Linked DNA regions of Homo sapiens: region 2 is linked to region 1. The links are chromatin loops, found by intact Hi-C in ENCODE. Cell type or tissue: PC-3. All regions are shown on one strand. Links, peaks and the distances in the headings refer to the core of each region. The heading gives the core; the rest is flanking DNA.

Region 1 (8,367 bases), core at 116-8,115:
TCATTAGTTTGCAGCTAAGCATCCAGTCATCCCCAGCAACATTTATTGAAATGGCTATTCTTTCCTAATTGAATTGTCTTGACTGTAAATATGAGGGTTTATTTCTGGATCCTTAATTGTATTCCATTGACCTCTATATGTATCCTTATGCCAATACCAACAGACAGCCAATGCTGTCTTTGTGTAACTTTGTAACCTTGAAATCAGGAAGTGTGAGTCTTCCAACTTTGTTCTTTATAAAGATTGTTATGGCAATTCTGGATCTCCTGAATTTTCATATGAATTTTAGGATCAGTTTATTGATTTCTGAAAGAAATTAAAAGGCAATTAGGATTTTGATAGGAATTTCATTAACTGTAGATAATTTGGGGGAGTATTGCCATCTTAATATCAAATCTTCTGATCTATGAACATTAAATGTCCTTGAATTTATTTAGATATCTTTTGATTTCGTTCAACATTTTGTAACGTGCAAATCTCACACTTCTTTTGTTTATTTTTAAGTATTTTATTCCTTTTGATGATATTGTATATGGAATTGTTTTATTTCATGTTCGAATTGTTCTATTTCATGTTTGAATTGTTCATTGCTAGTGTATATTTAGCAGAGACAAGGTTTCGCCATCAATTAATAAATTAATAAATCAATCCCCATATATTGATCCTGTATCCAGCAACTATTGTTAGTTCTAACAGTTTTTTAAGTGGATTCCTGAGAGTTTTCTATATGCAGGATTATGTTTGCAAATAGAGATCATTTTAATTCTTCCTTTCCAATCTGGATATCTTTTATTTCTTTTCCTGCCAAATTTTCCTGACTGGAGTCTTCAGTACAATGTTGAATACAGGTGGTAAGAGGAGATACCTTTGTCTTGTTCCACATCTTATGGAGAAAGCATTTAATCTTTTACCATTAAGTATGATATTAGCTGTGGGTTTTTGTAGCTGTCTCTTATTAGGTTGAGGAAGTTCCCTTCTGTATCTAGTTTGTTGGGTACTTTATCATGAAAGGGTGTTGACTTCTTTCTTTCCTTTTCTTTTTTCAGATGGGGTCTCGCTCTGTTACCCACGCTGTAGTGCAGTGGCGTGATCTTGGCTCACTGCAACCTCCGCCTCTCAGGTTCAAGCAATTCTCCTGCCTCAAGCAATTCTCCTGCCTCAGCCACCTAAGTAGCTGGGATTGCAGGCACCCACTGCCACGCCCAGCTAACTTTTTTGGGTACTTTAGTAGAGATGGGGTTTCACCATGTTGGCCAGGCTGGTCTCGAACTCCTGACTTCAGGCTATCCACCCACCTCGGCCTCCCAAAGTGCTGGGATTACAGGCCTGAGCCACTGCACTCGGCCTGACTTCTTTCAAATGCTTTTTCTGCACCTATTGAGATGATCATGTGGATTTTGTTCTTAATTGACTTCTGTGGCTTTTTGCTTGTTTGTTTTATTTTTATTTTTTTACACTGCAACCATGACAGATGAACTTAATTGATTTTTGAATGTTAGTCCAACCTTGCATTCCTGGGATAAATCTCACTTGGCCATGATGTATAATACTTTCAATATATTGTTGGATTCAGTTCCTTAGTATTCTGTTGAGAAATTTGTGTACCTATCATAAGAGATATTGGTCTGTAGTTTTATTTTCTCGTGATGACTGCATCTGGTTCTGGCATCAGGGAGATGCCTCAAAGAAAGAGTCAAAAGCCTGACTCAGTGGCATGCACCTGTAGTCCCAGCTGCTGAGGAGGCTGAGGCAGGAAGATCGCTTGAGCCCAGGACTTTGAGACCAGCATGGGCAACATAGTGATACCCTATTTCTAAAATAAATAAATAAAATGTTCTTTCTTCTTCTATTTTTGGAAGAGTATATGAAAGAATTATATTAATAATTCTTTAACTATGTGGTAGAATTAATCATTGGAGCCATCTAGACCTGGGCTTTTCTTTGTGGGAAGTCTTAAAATTATTCTTGTAATAGCCTATTCAGCTGCTTTATTTCTACTTGAGTAAGTTTGGGTAGTTTGTGTCTTTTTAGGAAGGCGTTCATTTCATCTAAGTTATCTCATTTGTTGGCATAAAGTGCTTCATAGTATTCCCCTATAAGCCTTTTTTTCTGTAAATCATCCCTGATTTTAGTAAGTTGAGTCTTTCTGTTTTTATTGTCACTCTAGCTAAGAGTTTATTAATTGATCTTTTCAAATAACAAACTTTTGGTTTTGTTGATTTTTCTATATTTTTTCTGTTTTCTATTTCATTGATTTCTACTCTGATCTTTATTATGCCTTTCTGCTGTTTGCTTTGGGTTTGGTTTGCTCTTCTCTCTGTTGCATAAAGTGGAAGATTAGGTTATTGATTTTAAAACTTTCTCTTTTTTTTCATGTAGGCATTTAAAGCTATGAGTTTACCTCCACGACTTGCTTTAACTACATCTCTTATGTTGTGCTTTCCTTTTCATTTATCTCAAAATATTTTCTAACTTATCTTGTGATATATTTGACTCACTGGTTATTTGAGCGTGTTAATATCTATGTATTTGTGAATTTCCCAGTTTTTTTTGTTATTTCAGATTTATTTCCATTTTGGCTAGAGGATTTTATTTGTATGATTTCAATCCTTTAAATTCATTGAGTTTTTTTTTTGGTCTAGCATATGGTCTATTCTGAGGAACATTTCATGTGTCTGGAGAAAAATATGTATTCTGCTGTTGTTGCATGAAGTATTCTATAGATCTCTGTTAGTGCTAGCTGGTTAGTGGTGTTGTTCCATTCTTACACATCCTATTTGATCTTTATTCTAGTTGTCTTATTCATTCTTAAAAGTGGGCTATTAGAGTATCTAGCTTGTTATTGTTTAACTGTCTATTCTCTCTTCAATTGTCAATTTTTTGCTGCCTGGATTTTGGGGTTCTGTTGCTAGATGCATATATGTTTAGAGTTATTATATCTTTATAATGAATCAACCCTTTGTATAATTTTTAAGTGTCTATTTTTATTTTCTAGCAATAATTTTTGTTTTAAAGATAATTTTGTCTGGTAGTATTACAGCTATCCTAGTCCTTTTATGCTTTCTGTTTTCATAATACATGTTTTTCCATCCTTTTATTTTCAATCTATGTATCTTTGAATCTACAATGTGTCACCTGTGGACATGTAGTAGGATCTTGTTTTGTTTTGCTTTGTTTTTGTCAGTCTGACAATCTCAGCATTTTGATTGGATATTTTAATTCATTTATATTTAATGTTATTATTGATATTGTTGGATATATGTCTGCCATTTTGCTTTCTGTGTTCTATATGTCTCATGCCTGTTTTGTCACTTTTTTTCTTTGTGTTTCTTTTTATATAGTTTCTATTGCTGGCTTTAAGTTTACTAATCTTTCTATCTATAACATCTAATCTACCATTAATGTTATCCATTATACTTTTAATTTCAGACATTATTCTTTCATTTCTATAAATTGTTTGTCTTTTTTACATCTTTCAGGTTTCCATGTAAATTTTTGATCTCATGGAATGCAGTTATAATATCCGTTTTAATGTCCTTGTCTACTCATTCTGACATTTGAGTCAGCCACTGGTCAGTTTCAGTTGACCAATTATTCTACTCATTATGGGTTGTGTTTTCTTGATTCTTTATATGCCTGGTATTCTTTGAGTACTGCTCAGTCTAGTGTGAATTATTCCTTATTGCTCAGGCAGGAACATCATACGAACAGGAATTATGAACTTTTCATATCTGGCTAGTAGAAACAGGCACTATTCCCAGCCCTGGATATAAGCACTGAGTAGTATTTTCTTTCTTTTGGGAAATTCTTTATCCAGCCTAGGGTATGTTTCTCATATGCTCGTGCTGATCAGCACTCAGCTAAGTATGTAAAGTAAACTTTCTTCAGTTCTCTAAGGTTCTCTCTGTCTGCATATCTTACATCTCTGGTACTCTGTCCTGAGAACTCTAGTCATCTTGGTCTCCTGGACTCTCACCTGTCTCATCAATTCAGGTACTCTGCTAGGCTCAATATGGGTTTCTTCTTCTTGTGCTATGGCCTGGAAGCTGAGACAATCACAGGGCTAACTCCTTTTCTTTCCTGTCTCTCAGGGATGGCAGTCATTCATTGCTTGATGTTCAAGTCCTGAAAACTCATTTTTCTATATTTATTCTTTGTTGTTGTTTCAGATGAAAGGTAAATTTGGCTCTTGTTACTACCTCTTGGCGGCCAGAAGTATAAATTATTTTTATTGTTTGATTCAAACAAAATTAAAACAAAAATAGTGCTTTAAAAACAGTACATGTATACAGCATTGAAGTACATTCATACTTTTCCTTTTAGAGCATCTTTTTTTTTCTTCCCATTCTGGGTAGTTTCTTCTGACTTATCTTCTAAATCATGAATTCTCTCTTTATCTGGGTCTGAACTGTTGTTAAAGCCATTCAGGGAGTTCTGAATTTAGAGTCTGTGCCTTTCATTTCTTGAAGTTTCTTTTTGGTTCGTAAAAATAATCTCCATCAAATTTATAGTTTCCAGTTGTTGCAAAAAATTCACAAGCCTAGTTTTATCCCCTAGAGCATAATAAGCACATTCATTTTACAGTTTTGGCTGATAATTCAAGTATTTGCATTTCTTCAGGTCTGATTTTCTATTGTTTCTCGGTCATGGTATAATATCTCACATTTCTGGTCATCTTTGTTTATGTGCTGAAAGGTATTTAAATTTTATTTTTAGAAATAATTTAAAGCTAGGGGTGATATTATCATCACCTTAAGAGGATTATTATCTGCTTCTGCTAAGCACGTGGGGGCACTAGCAATCTGGATTTACCTTACACCAAGTTCAGGGCTTGAGATTTTCCGAGCCACCAAGATGACTCAAAGCTGGGCTTCAGTCCATCAAAGGGTTGGTTTACTTCTGATTCACCCTTACTCCTAGGGTACATCCATTCTTGTTTTCAGCCCAAAGCAGGTGTGGTTTAGCATGGTCCACACCCTTGGTGAATCCTAGACTCCCACATGTGTTTCCTTAGACTAAAAAGACTGCCAAAAAAATGACACAAAGTCACTTGGCTGCCCTTTCTTAAAGGGCAGAAACAAGCTTGAATGCTTAGATCTCCTCACTCCTCTCGATATTATTCTGGTGATTCATTGCCATGTTTTTGATATTTCCTGCTTCTATGGAGATGGCTTTTATGTTTTGTCATAAATTGTTAATTGTGGCCGGGCACGGTGGCTCATTCCTATAATCCTAGCACTTTGGGAGGCTGAGGCGGGTGGATTGCTTGAGGCCAGGAATTCAAGACCCAGCCTGGCCAACATGGTGAAACCCTATCTCTACTAAAACACAAAAAAACTAGACCAGCATGGTAGCACATGCATATAATCTCAGCTACTTGGGAGGCTGAGGCACAAGAATCGCTTGAACCCGGAGGCAGAGGTTGCATTGAGACAAGATTGTGCCACTGCACTCCAGCCTCAGTGACAGACCGAGACTCTGTCTCAAAAAAAAAAAAAAAAAAAAAAAAAAAAAGAGTTGTGTTGATTGGGAAGGCTGGCCCTTATTACATTGTTCACCATTATTGGAAACGTGTCTATATTTCAGTCTAAAGTCATAAAGTGTTCTCTTTGTCATTTAAGGGTTTGCTTTTTTTAAAAAATAAAGCATGAGATAGGGTTCTTATTTCATTTTTCCCCATGTGGATAACCACTTTTCCAAGAACCATTCATTGAATAGTTCCTCTTTTCCCCACTGATCTCCCATGCCACCTCAGTCATGTATTGAAATTCCATACCTATAAGGATTTAATTCTGAGCTCGGCTCCTGTAATGGACTGAATGTTTGTGTTCCCCCCAAATTCAGATGTTGAAATCCTAACCCCCAGTGTAATGGTATTAGGAGGTGGGGCCTTTGGGAGATGGTTAGGTTGAGAGTGGCGTCTTCATTAATGGCATTGGTTCCCTTATAAAAGGGGACCCTGAGTACAATTTTATTTATTTATTTATTTAATTATTTTATTTTTTTAGAGTTTTGCCCTTGTTGCCCGGGCTGGAGTGCAATGGTGCGATCTCGGCTCACCGCAACCTCCGCCTCCCAGGTTCAAGAGATTCTCCTGCCTCAGCCTCCTGAGTAGCTGAGATTACAGGCATGAGCCACCATGCCTAGCTAAATTTTTGTATCTTTAGTACAGGGTTTCTCCATATTGGTCAGGCTGGTCTTGAACTCCCGACCTCAGGTGATCCGCCTGCCTTGGCCTCCCAAAGTGCTGGGATTACAGGTGTGAGCCATCGCACCCGGCCCCTGAGTACTCTTTTATCCTCCTACTATGTGAAGTCACAGTGAAAAAATGGCAGTCTTCAACCCAGAAGAGAACTCTCATCAGAACCTAACCATACTGGCACCCTGATCCCAGGCTTCCAGCCTCCAGATCTGTAAGAAATAAATGTCTGTTATCTATAAACCACCCAGTTTATGGTATTTGGTTACAGCAGCCTGATTGACTAAGACAATTGCATTCTCGATCAATATTTTTTTGTCTCTGCATATGCACCACTGAGGTTTTAATTACTGTAGCATCATAATAAGATTTGGTATCTTATAGGGAAATTTTGTCTGCCTTATTCTTCTTGAACCATTACTCTTCCACATGAATTATAACTTTTAAAATAATTTTTTAGTGTGCATTTAAAAGCTATGTTGGGCAAAATAGTAACAATAAAAATCAAATAGAAACCCTAGAGATAAAGAATACAATAACTGAACTAAAGTGTTTGACAGAAAGCTACAATAGTAGACTTGATCAAGCAGAAGAAAGAATCAGTGAACACAAAGATAGGAATTTTGAAATTATCCAGTCAGACAAGCAAAAAGAAAAGAAAAATAAAGGTCTATGGGAATTATGGGACAACATCAAGAGACTAACCTATGCAAAATAGGAGTCCTTGAAGGAGAGACAAAAAGGCCCAGAAAGTATATTTAATGAACTAATGGCTGAAAAGTTTTCAAATCTGGGGAAAGATGACAACGTCCAGGTACTGAAAGCTAAGAGGCTGTCAATGAAATCCAATCCAACAGTTCACCAAAATACATCATAATCAAATTATCAAAAATCAAAAACAAAGAAAGAATACTGAAAACAGTAAGAGCGAAAAAACATATCACAGTCAAGAGAGTTCCAATACAGCTGTCAGTGGATTTCTTGGCAGAAACCCTGCAGGCCAGGAGAGGGTAGAATGATATATTCAAAGTGCTGAAGGGAAAAAGACCCTGCTATCCAAGAATATTTTCCTTCAGAAGTAAGACAGAAGTAACTTTCCCAGACAAACAAAGGTGAGGGATTTGATCACCACTAGGCTTGCACTAGGCTTGGAATTGCTAAAGGAAGTTATTTAAGCTGAAATGAAAGGCTACTACCTAATAACATAAAACATATGAAAGTAAAAACTCAATGGCATAAGTAATACATAGTCATATTCAAAATACTGTAAGTGTGGTGTGAAAAGCAATTGTATCTCTATTATGAAGGTTAAAAGACAAAACTATTGCAAACAACTGTAGCTATAATAAATTGTTAAGGGACCCAAATTAGAAAAAAGGGTAAATTTTAACACAAAAAATCATAAAAGATGTTGGGGGGAGTGAAAGTGTAGAGTTTTTGTTTGCAATCAAAGTTGTTATCAGCTTAAAATAGCCTGTTTTAATTATAAGATTTTTATATAAATGCTAGGATTTGAATGTGCCACCCAAAAGTTCATGTGTTGGAAATGTAATCCCTCTGCCCTCATGAATGGATTAATGTCACTATCATGAGACTGGCTTTATTACAAAAGCAGCTCTCTCTGGCTTTCTTGATTTTGGTCTCTTGCCATGTGATGCCTTCCATTATGTCATGACTCAGCAAGAAGGCTCTCATCAGATGCCAACACCATGCTCTTGGACTTCTTAGCCTCCAGAACTGTGAGATAAATAAACTTCTATTGTTTATAAATTACCCAGTTTGTGGTATTCTGGTATAAAAACAGAAAAGGGACTAAGCCAATAGGTCTTATGGTAACCACAAAGCATGAACGTATAGTAGATGTAAAAAATATAAAAAGAAGGGATTCAAAGCAGACCAACACAGGAAACCACCAAATCACAAAGGAAGACACCAAGGGAGGAAGAAACAAATAATCTATGAAACAACCAGAAAACAAATTACAAAATTGCAGCAGTAAGTCCTTACCTATCAATATTTGACTGGAATGTAAATGAATCAAATTGTTCAATCAGAAGACACTGGGTGGGTGAATGGATTTTTTTAAAAAACAGGAAACAACTATACACTGCCTACAAGAGACTCACTTTACTAGTAAGGACACACAGAGTGAAAGTGAAGGGATGGAA
Region 2 (8,367 bases), core at 186-8,185, 81 kb after region 1:
ATCAACTAGAGCGATGTGAATATAATAATAAAAGTTGAATATTTCGTGGTAAAGTTATCTCGGTAAATGTTGCAGCCGCAAGTGCTGGCGGCAAGTATTCTCAGGGCAAATGAGAAAAGGGTTAAAACAAAAATCTCTGTTTAAAAAAACAAGGCAAGAAAGTAAAAACAAACAAACAGAAAATTTGGTTACAATGGAAATAAAATGTAAAATGATAGAAACAAGTCCAAAGATATCAATAATCACTGTAAAAACAAATGAGCTATTCTTACCACCTGAAAGAGCATGTCAAAGTATTTTTTTAAGTCTACAACCCCCAGCTATATGCTATTTTCAAAAAACACATCAATACAGTAGAATGCAGAAAAGTTCAAAGCAAATATATGGGGAAAAATATATCAGACCAATATTAATTAAAAGAAAACTGGTACAATTATTTGAATATCTCACCTGATAGACTTTAAGAGAGAATACATTGCAAAGAGTCAGTGCTCTCTGAGAAAAGGCTCTTATCACATAAACTTGACCTAATAAATGTGAACAGAATTCTGCCCCAACAACAATGGGTGTGGTGGCTCATGCCTGTAATTCCAGCATTTTGGGAGGCCGAGGCAGGAAGATTGCTTGAGCCCAGGAGTTCAAGACCAGCCTGGACAACATAGAGAGACCCCATCCCTACAAATAACAAAAAATTAGCCAGACGTGGTGATGCACACCTATGGTCCCAGCTACTCGGGAGGCTGAGGTGGGAGGATCATGTGGGCCTGGGAGGTCAGGGCTGCAGTGAGCCATAATTACATCTCTGCACTCCAACCTGGGTGACAGAGTAAGACCCTGTCTCAAAAAGCAAAAACAAAAACGAAACCATTTTCAACACATTTCCAACAGCATATACTATATAGACCAAGGTCTCTGACTACAAAACAACTCAATTAGAAATAAACATATAAAAGATTGTTTTCAAAAATCCTTATTTTTGGAAAGAGTTGCTAAAAAATGTTTATAGCAAGGTGGTTGGATATAAGATCAATATACAAAAGTCATTTAGATTTTATAAGGCAATAAACCATTAGAAAATATACTTAAAAAAAGACACAATTTACAATAGTAACAGCCACAACCAGAACTCCAAAAAATGTACACTCATGAATCAATGCAGAAAACATGCAAAACCCACATCTTATAAAATCATAAATCATAAAACCATGCATACTGCTGAAAACAGTCATGCCATGGCTTGACTCCCATCCCAGTGAGAATGGGGCGAGAGGAACAAGAGAGGGCAGAGAAGAGGGGAGAAGGCAGGGACACACAGCTGTCTGAAATCTGAGAGTCAGGCAAGCAGTGAGGGGAGGCTGTGATTCCTTTCTCAGGTGGAACTTCATGAACACTTCGTGCTGCCAGGCATCTCCCTTGTGTCTCCCTCCTCCTGCCCCCAGCATGCATCCATGCACCGAAAACACAAGGCCATGGGGGCTTGGATGCACTTCTGGCCAGGTGGCTGCAGCAGGTCAGCCTGCAGTTCCTGGGTCACCCCACCTGCCCACCTGCGGGGACGCTCTCCTCAGCCACCACTGGGCGTTCACTGCAGCCTGCTGCTTTTCCACGTGAGCCTGCAGGGCCAGGCTGGGGGTCTCACCCCGAGTGAAGGGGTGAGGCGAGGCTGGGGGGTTCTTGCCCTGAGCAGAGAGGTGGGGCCAAGGGGAAGGGGCTCACCCACCAGGCCCAGTGACGTGGAGGTCAGAGGTTGAGGCACACTGACTGGCTGGGCCAGCACGGGTGTCCAGGCCTTGGCTTCAGGTGTGGTCACTGGGGTCTCTGGAGGGCTCTCTGGCTCCTGATGGTGAAGCAAGACCACCCCTTTCCCACAGATCCATTAAATCAAGAATCAGAGTCCTCATGGGGTACTCCAACCTCAAGGACAGAAGCTAGAAAAGCCGGAGAGCAGAATAAAGCAGTTTGGCTCACCAGGTCTGGTTGACTCTTCTGGGGACACCAGCTGAAGGCCTCAGGAGCTGGGCTGGGGCTCGCAGCCCAAGCCAGAGAGGCCCAACCAAGCCCAGTGTTTCCTTGGCCGCCCAAGCCAGTGTTTCCGGTTCTCAGGGCTGGGGCAGCTGCGCTGGCTCTGTTCATGGTCCTCTGAGTACCAATTGCACGGAGCCTGTGTGCCCATCCCTAGCTCCCTGTTTGCCCATCCCTAGCTCCCTGTGTGCGCATCCCTAGCTCCCTGTGTGCCCATCCCTAGCTCTGGCCCCGACGGACCCCCGGACCCCCATCATCTGGAGTGTCCGCCTGGCCCTACTTCCAGGGACCTCTGCCCACCCCCACCTGCAGGTAGCCTCAGCTAACTGCTCAGCCCCTCCTAGCCTCACTTGCCCACGCACATGGGGTCTGCTTGGCATCCCCACGTCTCTGTAGACACTCGGTGCATGCCAGCCAGCTGGCTGGGCTCACATGGCAGCCACTGGTATTCATCCTTCCTCCTCCTGGGAGCGAGTCTTGTCTAGAGTGAGTGTGGCCAGAGGTGGGGCCACTGAGTCTGAATCCCCCTCTGCCCCTCACCTGGGTGTCACCAAGCTGTTTTAGCCTCTCTGAGGACCATTTCCTCTGTGAGATGGGACCGTAGTATGCTGTGTCGTGAGGTCATCCCCACATGGATGCCACTTGGAGCCCACGGCAACAGGCCCACATCTCCTGGCCCCTGTCACCTGGGCAAGTGACCAGAGCCTTGGTGGGTCCCCGGGGAGGCTGGGAAGGTGTGTGCACAGGGTCCACCTGTAGCCCGATGGACAGGATGGTATGGGGAGACCGACACACTGCAGCCTGGAGACCCCTGGAGGCCTTGATGTTCATCGTGGGCATCAGTCTTGGCCCCTCCCCCTCAGCCTAGCCTCGTCCAAGTCCGGTCCTGTTCCTGTCCTGCCCGTGTGGAGAGGCGGGGCAGGGCAGGGGGACAAGGGCACCCCAGGGAGCTGGCTGCACTACCCCTCCACCCCCAGTCTGGGGTGCCCTGGGCTGGGCTGCCCATCTGGGCCCGCGCATGGAATCAGGAGTACATTAGCTGTTCCTGAGTGAGCACTGTTCAGGCCTCCCTGCAGGGGCCATCACTCCTGTGTGCACAGATAGGAGGTCTCAGAGTCCCCCGCCCACACCGCAGGAGGAAGCCCAGAGGAGGGGCTGCAGGACCCCCACCCACAAGGGCGTTCAAGGCATCTCTGCATCGGGTAGGACATTTGGAGGGGAGGGGGATCCGTGAGTCAGAGGCCCACTGGCCCTGGTGCCCCCCAACTCCCATGCCCAGTGATAGACCTCTTTGCCTCTTCACCTAGACCTGACCCCTCCCTGCAGACCCCCCTGAAAGCCCCTTTCCTCACCTTGTCCCTGGGACCATGGGACCCCCACCCACCCACAACTCTGTTGGAAAGCTCCTGTCCTCCCTCTGTCTACTCCTTGGGAGCCGCCCAAGGCCCCTCTCTTCACCCACCCACCCCCTTCATGGGAACCCCCGAAGGCCCCCTCCCTCTGTCATCCCCGCTCCTCACCCTACCCTCCCTGCTCTCCTGCCAGCCTCCTGTGGGGCGCTGCCTGTTCCCTGTGCCCTGGAAGTTCAGGGGCCCAGGTGCAGCAGAGGGCAGGCGGAGGGTGCAGCTGCTGTGAGCAGGGCAGGCCCAGAACTCTGTCTGCACCACCGCTGCAGACTCAAATACATGCCTGTGTGCAGACCACAGGCCAGCTGTCCCATAGGGTCTCAATCTGAGACCCCAGAGGCAGGTGTGGCCCCCCTTTGCAGGTGAGCAGCCTGTGGTGGGGAGGTCCGGATGCAGGCCAGGCTGAGGTTCCAACCCTCACAACAGGACTCCGCCCTTCCTCCGCCAGGGTTCTGCACACTGTCTGTGCTTAATAAGTGCTAGGCACCCAGGATGGCCTCCCTGTGACCTTTGGGGCCAGAGCAAAGCCCCTGCCCCAGGGAGATGGGTAAAGAGAGGGCAGCAGGACCCCTTCACCACCCCTTGTGACCCTGCAGGGGCTGTGAGACAGGCCCACGTTGCCGGCAGCCCAGCTAATCACATAGACAGCTCCTCACCCACCAGACTCGCAGGCAGGTCTACTGGCCTCTCCTCAGTAGTTTAACGACCAAAACAGACCCTCCCGGTAAAAAGCCATTTTTTGACTGCAGCCAGGACCCAACCCATGAGCCGATCCCACGCTGTTCCTGTTCCGCTGTTCACCCAGAGGCCATGAGTCAGCCATGGTGGCCCGAGGCCAGCTGAGGAGGCAGGCCCAGTCTAGCCTGTGAGAACTTACCTGTTGGGGGCAGCCAGTGGCCACCCAACCTGGGCCATTACAGACAAGGGTAGTCAGGGCAGGACTGGACCCCGGGGTGTGGGCAGTCACTCCTGTCTGCTTACAGGAAGAGCAAAATGGGGTGGGGCCCGTGTCCCCCAACCACTTGGGAAGTAAGCCTAGTACTGTGCTGGGGGGCAAGGGAGTCCCTTGTTCTCAGGCTCTACCCTGGCCCCAGCCTGTCCAGAGCTGGCATAAACACAGCATGATCTGTAAGCCAGTCAGCACCAGACAGCTGGGGTCCCTCCCTGCGCCCTCCCTTGTCCAACAGACTGGCTGGGACTCCCCTGTGGCCCTGGGGCAGGCTTGAGGCCAAGGGGACAGTGGGGGGCTCCGTGGCTGCAGCAAGAGCTTAGGCGGGGCCAGGGGTATCCTGCAGAGGGACCCCCATGGGGCTCCAGGTGGGAGGGTCCCACCCACCAGCTCAGTCACAGAGATAGGGCTGCCTGGATCTCCTGGGATTCCCAGACCTCTCCCCTGCCCAGCCTCCCCCACCCGAGACCTCTCCGCTGACCCCTTCCCCGGATGCTCCCTCCCTAGGACTGTTCCCCCCAGGCCTCTCCCCCACCTTCCCCCAGGCCTATGGTGCTCCCCTCCTGAGCAGCAGAGCCAGCCAAGCTTCTCAGCTCCTAAGTGGGGCTCTTGCGTCTTTACAAGTCTCCCACCCCATAAAAGAGATCACCGCGGAGCTGTCCAGAACCCCTGGAAACAGCTGGGTCGGACGGTGACAGGGTGGGTGGAGAGAGGCGGAACGGGAGCCCGGGAAGCCTGGGGGTCGCCCTGGGAGCTCCAGACACCCTGTCCAGGACCGGGCAGCTGCAGCCCTCCCCACGCAGGTACCTCCCCACCCACGACCCCGACCCCCACCCCGGCGCTGAGCCTCTCTGCTGGCTGCAGGGGTGGGGGGCTGGACAGGCCCTTCCAGGACATCCAGGAGTATCAGGCAGGGTTGACAACAAATGCCTGCTGATTAATAACAGTTTGATGGGAATTTCATACGCTGCCTGGATCCTAAACATTCTCCAGGAACATCTGGCTGAGACCGGGCAGCCTGTTTATGTTCACAATGAGAACATTTTTTCCGACGCAGCCCGCAGCGATTGTCTCCCTCAGAAGCAGCGCTGGGGACGCCCTCCTGGGCCGGGCAGGGGGCGGGGGACTGGGGCCGGGGCTGCAGCCAGCCAGCCTTCCTTGGGGCCCAACCCCTTCGCCGACCCTGCAGGGTGGGACCCCACCCCCGAGTGGAAGAAGGAACCGGAAGCCAGGCCCGCGGGCAGGGAGGGTGGGGGCGAATCCCTACCCCACCCGAGGGGAGGGGCCTGAGAAGGGCTTTTCCCCCCCTCTTCCTCCATTCTGCCCCCTTACTCCTCCCTCTCCAAGATTCCAAATCCCCTTCATCCCATAGAGGGGCTTCCTGGCTTCTGGCCCGCCCGCGGTGCACAGCCTTGCTGGGGGAGGGGAGGTAGTCAGCGGAGTGGTGTGGGTCACCAGGGAGGGGAGGGGACACCCAGCTGGGGCTCCCAGGCTCACGTCTACGGTGGGGACCGGGCTGTGGGCCCCTTTGGCCCTCACCTCCCTGGCCTGGTCCAGTCCCTCCCGCCCTGAGCTTAGGGCCTCCAGGGGTCCCTCTGGGGGCGTCCAGGAAGGGGAGGGCAGCCGTGGCGTGGAGGGCCTTGCGCACCCAGGTGGTGATGAGGGCGGGCGGGGCGCGGGGAACGTGCAGCCAGAGACCGTGCTAAGACCCCGAAGTCGAGCCCTGGGCAGGGGCGGCGGCACCGTCTGCCCCTCACCCCATCCCCACCGCAGCTAACGTGGCCCGCCCGCCCATGGGGTCAGGGTTTCCAGGCGGCCGGTCCTGCCCCCGGGGCTGCACCGCGCCACTGTGTGTGGTCCTTGTGGGAGCCACTCATTTATTTTTCTTTCTTTGTCCCTCCTCTTCCTTTTTAATAAAATGCATCAGAGCGGAGTGCAGACGCCACCTCCGATGTCCTTATAAAACGTGTGCGCGGGTGCTGCGCATGCGTGTGTCGCTGGGGGCTGTAGGCTGGGAGCCTCCGGGAACTCCCCTCGCCAGGCCACCAGCCTTCCTACTCATGGGGAGGGGGCGTCGAGCCCAATGAGCTCATGCTGGGCCTTGGAGACCCGTCGACACTTTGCACATAAACAGGGAAGCACCGGGTCCCCAAGGCGGTGGGGGCCAGGCTAGGAGGGGATGGATGGTGGCCACCCCCAGGCCTCCCTCCACAGCCCCGAAGGAGCTTTACGGGGTCCACTATCCTGGGACCTAAGGCCCAGGGTGCCTGTTCTTGGCTGTAACCCCTGCCGGTGGACCATGCTCAGGCAAAGAAGGGGAGGGGCCTGAACCCACAGCAGCTCAAGGATGAATCCTGCTTCTGTTGGGTAGGAGAAGGGTCGGCCTCTGTGAGCAGGTGTCCCCCACCACTAGGCTTGCAGTGCTGGATAATGTGGTCCTGCAGGCCTGTGTGAGGGCCCAGGCCTCCCCTCCAGAGGGGTGCCCAGCACTGCAAGGATGTGGGTGGATGGGACAGGCACTCCCAGCACCCAAACACTTGCTCTAAGTGACAGCCCAGGTGTTCCCTGGTGTTTATGTTTTCCTGCAGAGCTGATCTCAGCGCCTACCTGCCCACCACACAGGCAATGTCAACAAATCCCTGTAGGTAGGCCCAGCCCGGCCTCCCCTGCAGCGCCTCAGGGACCTGCCACCCCCACCGAGTCCAGACACGCACTCAGGCATCCCAGGCTTCAGGTGCCCAGAGATCAGGTGTCCAGGGCTCAGGTGCCCACAGCCCAAGTGTCCACAGCCCAGGTATCCAAGCCCCAGGTGCCCACAGCCCAGGTATCTAAGGCTCAGATGTCCACAAGCCAGGCATGCATGGCTCAGGTGTCCACGGCCCAGGCATGCAAGGCCCAGGTGCCCACATCCTGGTGCCCACAGCCCAGAGAGCAAGACTGCAGCTGGCGGAGGGTCCTGGGCTGGCTCTTCACCCCCTGACCTGGTCAGGCCAGCATTATCAGGTGTCACCACCAACCGCTGGCCACTATCTCCTGGAGGAGCTCTGTCCTTCCGACAGCACTGATAGGGCCATCCTCTTGTCACTCAGCTACAGATAGCATTATCCACCAGCCCTGCCCGCTCCCTACCCCCCCACTCCCCTGCCCTACCCATGCACCCAGGAGCCTGGGAGGGCGGGGGCTGCTCCCATGCACCACAGCCCTAGCACCTCCCATGGGAGGCCCTGTGGCCCACTCCCCTCCCCACTGTAGACCCCTTCCCAGGTAGCTCTGGGGGCTCTGTGGCACCCACGGTGGGAAGGGGCTCAGGGTATGCATCTGGGAGAGGGGTGAGTGGAGCAGGTAGGGGCTGGTGCTGCCCTGTGGCCTCTGAGGCTTGGCCACTCTCCAGCCTCACTTTCCCCTTCGCTGCAGACACTCACTGGGGGCAGCCACCTGCTGCACAGAGCCACCCAGGACACTGCCTCCCTCCATCCCCTCCTGGTCTGCCCCTCCCCATGCTCCAGCCACTCTCCCCTCAGATCTAGAAATGCCACTCCCAGCGACTGTCCCTGCTACCTAGGGCAACCCCCCTTATCCTGCTCTGGGGAGGACCTCTGACCCCTCCTGGCCTTTCTCGAGGGAGCTGTGGAGCCAGAAGGAAGGCTCAGAGGATGCCGGCAGCCACGCCGCCCCAGTCTCAGTGATGAGGGTGTGGGGAAGAAGGGCTTCCACCATGCCAAAGGCTTCCAGCAGTCTTTACTCGGGACAGCAGGACAGCATCTGGGCAAGCAGGAAACTGGTCGGCAGGAACCAACCGGAAATTTTAGGGCCCCTTGGAGGGAGTGCCCCAGAGAGGGAAGGACCAATCCCACCCTGCAAGGCACCCAGGGGACTCTCAAAGGCAGGACGATTCCAGAACCCTTCCCTGGGTCCCTGGCCTCCCAGTGTCTGTTCCTGTGTCCAGAATGCTGGGTCTGGAAGTCTCAGCAAGGAGAGCCCCCAGCCATC

Evidence for each region. Hi-C counts contacts between places; a loop is a spot of excess contacts. Peaks named below come from ENCODE experiments on the same cell type or tissue, not always from the same donor. Only the 100,000 strongest peaks of a DNase experiment are listed, where the experiment ranks them.
Region 2: a loop joins it to region 1, with 2.9 times the contacts of the local background. A loop is called at or near these places in 7 of 110 quality-filtered maps.

What each region holds. Positions count from the first base shown.
Region 1 is chr1:227,800,912-227,809,278 of GRCh38, forward strand. No RefSeq gene overlaps it. Among named protein-coding and RNA genes, the nearest start is that of PRSS38, 11 kb to the right of the region's middle. In PC-3, for the core only: a CTCF peak has its summit at 4,783; a DNase peak (open chromatin) is centred at 4,980; H3K27ac peaks cover 1,466 bases.
Region 2 is chr1:227,881,676-227,890,042 of GRCh38, forward strand. No RefSeq gene overlaps it. Among named protein-coding and RNA genes, the nearest start is that of MIR5008, 56 kb to the right of the region's middle. RefSeq lists enhancers at 4,151-4,746, 4,747-5,343. In PC-3, for the core only: a CTCF peak has its summit at 4,309 (motif pointing right); a DNase peak (open chromatin) is centred at 4,256; H3K27ac peaks cover 459 bases.